2 separate regions of the Homo sapiens genome follow, and region 2 is linked to region 1. A link is an interaction called in ENCODE POLR2A ChIA-PET data of the cell type or tissue named here. Cell type or tissue: B cell. All regions are shown on one strand. Each heading gives the region's core, and the rest is flanking DNA. Links, peaks and the distances in the headings are about the cores only. Region 1 has its middle 45 kb from the start of METTL6. Region 2 has its middle 9.1 kb from the start of RBSN.

What was found. Peaks named below come from ENCODE experiments on the same cell type or tissue, not always from the same donor. Only the 100,000 strongest peaks of a DNase experiment are listed, where the experiment ranks them.
Region 2: POLR2A ChIA-PET joins it to region 1 with 8 read pairs; 2 of 35 experiments call an interaction of 5 or more read pairs at or near these places.

The regions. Positions count from the first base shown.
Region 1 is chr3:15,381,460-15,384,372 of GRCh38, reverse strand. It overlaps a transcript of METTL6 not described here. Among named protein-coding and RNA genes, the nearest start is that of METTL6, 45 kb to the left of the region's middle. In B cell, for the core only: no CTCF peak of the experiment used is centred there; no DNase peak of the experiment used is centred there; H3K4me3 peaks cover 256 bases; H3K27ac peaks cover 1,853 bases.
Region 2 is chr3:15,106,762-15,109,674 of GRCh38, reverse strand. No RefSeq gene overlaps it. Among named protein-coding and RNA genes, the nearest start is that of RBSN, 9.1 kb to the right of the region's middle. RefSeq lists an enhancer at 870-1,369. In B cell, for the core only: CTCF peaks have their summits at 1,234 and 1,434 (motif pointing left); a DNase peak (open chromatin) is centred at 1,404; H3K27me3 peaks cover 943 bases.

The DNA of each region.
Region 1 (2,913 bases), core at 140-2,639:
TTAGGAGCTTTTCTCAGATGTGTGGTGACCCTTGGTTTTCCATTCATATTTTTTTTTAATGCGGAGCTTAAAAGCTGCTTGGAAGCTCTGAGCACATGAGGTGGAGTTGTCAACATGGGCTTCATTTTATTTATTGGTTTTTACTTATTTTGTTTTCTTTTATCTCTTTTTTGTTTCTTTTTCAGGTCTCAAACAAAAGTCTGGAACCTGGGATTCTTTGTAGGATATCTGGCTGTGCTTTTGTATTATATGAACCACAGAAAATAATCTTCCAGTATGATATTGTTTTCAGTATAGTACCTCAACCCTAATTTTGCCTGGTAACCCTTTATCCAGAGACCTTTTGTTTTCAACTTACAGTCTTATTCTGGGGTGGGGGATGTACAGTCTGGCTGTGTGGACTTGCAGGAGAGATTTAGGGTTCTAACTTCTTCTTACTGACTTCCAACCAATTCTCCTGTATTCAGTCTTATACACACCCCCACTTATACTAGACGTAGCTGGTACTACCAAAGCCTGGTCACAAAACTCTATGGGAGTCTCAATGCAAGTTGAGTTGCTTCTTGACTTTCATCCCTGCTGGCTTAAGACTCAGCTTCACAAGCCTGCTAAGTCAGTTGCTATTTATCCTGTTTTCTAGCCCTTCAAAATTTTAAATGAAAATTTACATTTTTAATTGACAAATAATATATATATGGGATAAATATGATGTTTTGATAGTAATAGATGTATACATTGTGGAATGATTATATGAAGCTAATTAGCATATCACACTCCTCACATACTTCTTTTTCTTTGTATTGAGAACATGTAAAATCTATTCTTGGCCAAGCATGGTGGCTCACACCTGTAATTCCAACACTTTGAGAGGCCAAGGCAGGAAGATTGCTTGAGCCCAGGAATTCAGGGGTTCCAGACACCAGCCTGGGCAACATAGCAATACCCTGTCTCTAATAAAAAAAAAAAAAAGTAAAAATAAATGTGTAATTTAAAAAATTCATTATTGTTATTATTTTTACAATTTTGAAACTGTAGGGGCCAGGAACAAACTTCCCCTTTGCCCTCTGAAGAATAACTAAAAAATCACTCACCAAATGCAGATTAATAGGAGAAATGGAATAAAAACTTAGTAATTGTTTTCCTTGGTGGATCCCTTAGGTCTTTATGTAGATAGGGAAAAGGTTTCTTCTAGCATCTGTTGATTGCTAAGGACATTTAATTCAAAATACTCATTATACCAGGGAGCCATATCTGGGGGTAAAATTCCAGATGCTCCTTCAAAGTATACATTATTATTGACTATGGTCACCATGTACAGTAGATCTCAAAAACGTATTCCCCCTGGCTAACTGAAATGTGTGCCCTTTGGTCAACATCTCCCCTACTCCTCTCCTCCCCCAGCCTCTGGTAACCACCATTCTACTTTCTGCTGCTGTGAGTTCAACTTTTTAAAATTCCACGTATAAGTGAAATCATGTGGTATTTGTCTTTCTGAATCTGGCTTATTTCACTTAGCATAATATCTTCCAGGTTCACCCATGTTGTTGCAAATGATAGAATGTCCTTGTTTCTAATGTTCTCCCAAATTTAATCAGTTGTATGGGGTTTATGTGATAAAAATATCCTTTTGCTGTCATTTTCGTGGGGTTTCCAGAAGGATCCTAACTAGGTACACATGCTTAGTCTGTCTTTTTTTTTTTTTTTTTTTTGAAGCAAGTCTCCCTCTGTTGCCAGGCTGGAGTGCAGTGGCCTGATCATGACTCATTGCAACCTCTGCCTCCCAGGCCCAAGCAATCCTCCTACCTCAGCCTCCAAGTAGCTGGGACTGAAGGTGTGTGCCAGCATGTGTGGCTAATTTTATTTTTGTAAAGACAGAGTCTCCTTATATTGCCCAGGCTGGTCTCAAACTCCTGGGTTCGAGATCCTCCTGCCTCTGCCTCCCAAAGTGCTGGGATTACAGGCATGAGCCATGGTGCCTGGTCTAGTCTGTCATCTTTAAACAATTGGGTTGGGAAGGAAAAGGTAGCACATAGATAGATGATTTAAGCAGAAATAGATAAGCATAATTGTCCACTGTAAAGGGGCTGAATGATCTGGAGAATGGAGGCATCTCAGGAAAACTGAACTTGGTGGTGTGTGCTTAGGACTAATGAAAAGTGGCCGGGCACAGATGCTCATGCCTATAATCCCAGCACTTCGGGAGGGTGAGAGGGAGTATAATTTGAGGCCAGGAATTCAAGGTTGCAGTGAGCCATGATTGTGCCACTGTTCTCCAGCCTGGGCAGCAGAGTGAGACCCCGACTCTTAAAAAAAAAAAAAAAAGAACCAAAGAAATGTTAGTTCCAGGGATTCCCAGGGACATGGGCAGGGTCCAAGAATGATGCTGAGTTAAGGTTAGGTGGCTATTCAGAAAGCTACTTCGACTTGTATCCCATATTATGGATCAAGGACCTTAAAAATAGCCATACTTTTTTTTTGTTCTAGTAACTCAATTTGTAGGATTGTTTCCTAAGAGATAATCTGACATATTCAAGGACTTCTTCACAAAGATATTCATTAGCTGCATTATTTATAGTACCAAACATTATAAATAGTCTAAACCAGAGATCCACAAGCTATGGCTATAACAGTGACAAGGAGGCCTAGCGTGACTAACTCCATTTTGCTCCTAACCCCCCTGCAGCGATAACCTGTATCTTTTAGGTTAACTGCTTTTGCTTATCTCTGCACATAGGCCAAGCTAACTATAGAAGGAATTTAGTTTATAGTTTAGAGCAAGGATGGTAATAGTGCCTCCCCCAAAACTAACCCCTGAGGAGATAAGGAGGATGTATGCAAGTAATAATGTTATGTTAAAGATTTATAAGAGCACTGTGACCTGACCAAGGACAAAGTTTCACCACCTCCTTGGAC
Region 2 (2,913 bases), core at 267-2,766, 270 kb after region 1:
GAGGCAATTCTTAGTATTACCCGCTCACTCAGTAGTCAGAGCCACGGGCACATAGGTCCAAGCCGATCCACAGGTCAGTCAATATTGCAAACCGTCATAGCAGTATTCGTAATTAACATGTAAATATTATAGATTAAAAATTTCACATCAAACAGAGTAACATTTAACACGAAGGGAAAGGGGATAGGAAAAGGGGTTAATGAATCATTCCAAGGAGAGCTGGACTGGTTCATTGATGTGAACATGGAGAGTGTTCTGGGCTGATTCTGACAGTCATCAGTGTCTTGCAAGGAAGAGTCCTTGATTTGGGTGGAGCTTTCAGTGGCAGATGCCGGGTGCTGACCATGAGTGACATCAAGACAGTGTCTAGTGAGATGTCTGAGTTGAACTGCTGAAGTCCTGCTTTTTTTTTTTTTTTAATGGTCCTTGAGTCTTCTGGTGAAAGCTGACAGTAAAGTGTGTGTGGCCATACCCTTGCCTGATTGGGTGCAGTTTCTGTTGATGAGGCAGACATCTGGTCCCTGTTGGCATGATGCCTTTTGAAATGTAAGATGGAATCTTTCTAACATGGAGTTACTTATGTCAAGGGCACTGTATATAGGCAGTGAGGTGGTGAGAAGTGTATTCTAGATTCCGCATATTCTAGATCCATTCCAAAGTAAAAGCTGACAGAACTTGCTGATGGGTTGGAAGTGGGATGTGAGGCCGGGCACAGTGGCTCACACGTGTAATCCCAGCCCTTTGGGAGGCCGAAGTGGGTGGATTGCTTAAGCTCAGGAGTTTGATACCAGCCTGAGCCAACAAAGTGAGACCCTGTCTCTCTCCAAAAAAATACGAAAATTAGCCGGGCGTGGTGGTGAGTGCCTGTGGTCCCAGCTACTCGGGAGGCTGAGGTGGGAGGATGACTTGAGCCTGGGAGGCAGAGGTTGTGGTGAGCCGAGATCGCGCCACTGCACTCCAGCCTGGGTGACAGAGTCAGACCCTGTCTCAAAAAAAAAAAAAAAGTGGGATGTGAGAGAAAGAAGTCAAGGATGACTCCACGGTTCTTGGCCAGAGCACATGGATGGAAGAGCTGTGGGAAGAGCAGGTTTAGGGGTGGGGCCCCAGAGATAAAAGAACCCAGGGCTCTGTGGAAGGTCCAAGGCTGGTCCAGAACATGACAGCGTGTTGTGCATCCTGGCTCCCTGTTATCAGCTACTTGGCGAGCCCCTAAAAGAGGAAAGGGGCAGCAGTGCAGAGGCGTGGTAGAGGGACTGAGTCTCCCACCCCAGGCTGCTGGGATGCTCAGCCTCCTCCGGTGGTCAGCAGGAGGGAGCCTTGGAAGGCATTGGAGATAAACCAGCAGAACCACGTTGGCTTTGGACACCCGGGTTCGCTGCAAGGTTCTAAAGTGGCCAGATGCCGCCCCCTGGTGGCTGGCAAGGCTACTTACAACCCTCACTGACCTGCTAGACAGCCCACAAGCTAGAACTGGAGGGGGCCCACCCCCAACTGTGAGCAAAGTGGGGGTTCATTTGAGGCTACGAGTTGGGGCAAACGACTTCCCTGGGCATGAGGCTTTTGAGCCTGTCAAGTGCCTCCCTTATCGCAGAAGAGCAAACAGGTGCATGAAGGGGAAACAACTTTGGAGAAAGGGGTGGCTTGGGGACCCCATCCGCAGTTTTGCTTTCTGCTGATTTTTCAGTCTTCTCCTATTTTCCTTTTCCTTAATTTTTTTGATTTAGATATTTTTAAGAAAAATACATATAGAGGAAAAAAGCCATTCAAATCATAGGAAAAAAGCCTACGTTGTGGAAAGTCAGTCTCCCCACCATTCCAGTTTCCCTCCCCAGAGGTGCCCGCTGTTACAGTTGGTGTTTCCTTCCAGGGACTCTACATGCATCCTGTCACCTGAATTTCTGAAGGGTTTACTATGTGCCATGCACACTTGGCATTTCCGACCTCCGTGTCTCTTCCCAATCCAGCAGTCAGAGGTCACATCCTGTCCCTCCCCTACTCAGCACTTCCCCCAGCTCCCACCTCACTCATAGTAAAGGCCAAAGTCCCTTCAATGGCTATGACCTCCCCTCACCCTTGGGCTCTCACACCTGATTTCCCAAAACTCTCTCCCTCACTTCCTCTGCTCCAGCCACACTGGCCTCATCACTGAGGAGAGCAAAGATCACCTGGTGGCCACAAAGCAGACCATCTAGAGGCGACACTCCTCATCTGAGGAATTCAGAAGTAATTCGATTTCCCTATGATCTAAAGCTGGTATCTAGTACCCTGCTTCCTTCCCCAAAATGTATAAGAAACCAGAATTTCTATACATCTCCGAATGCATGCATGTCAAAACTCATTGTGCAACCCTTGCTGACATCAAAGCACCAAAATATCTACAAGTGTAACTTTTTTTTTTTTTTTTTTGAGACGGAGTTTTGCTCCTGTCGCCCAGGCTGGAGTGCAATGGCACGACCTCGGCTCACTGCAAACTCCGTCTCCCGGGTTCAAGTGATTCTCCTGCCTCGGCCTCCATTTATTATGACCGATGTGGCTAACATGGTCCAAATTACCCTTAAGCTCCCGCTTTAAGGTCCATAAATGCCCCTGAGGAAAATCCACTGTGGTTCACACAGTCCTCTCTTGCTGAGGCGCCGGCCACACTCTGATGCAGGGTTCTTTCTATCTTATAAAACTTTCCCTTTCAATCCTATACTGTTGTGGGCAAACTCTTCTTAACTACCTGCGAGCCAATCACTTACCATTGCCAGGGCTTTGACATCTCGCCCAGAAATTACTTTGCTTATTGTGGTAAAACATACACAACACAGTATTTATCATTTTAATCATTTGTAAGTGCACAATTCAGTGGCATTAAATACAGTCACAATGTTGTGTAACCAGCTCCACTATCTATACTCAAAACTTGTTCAT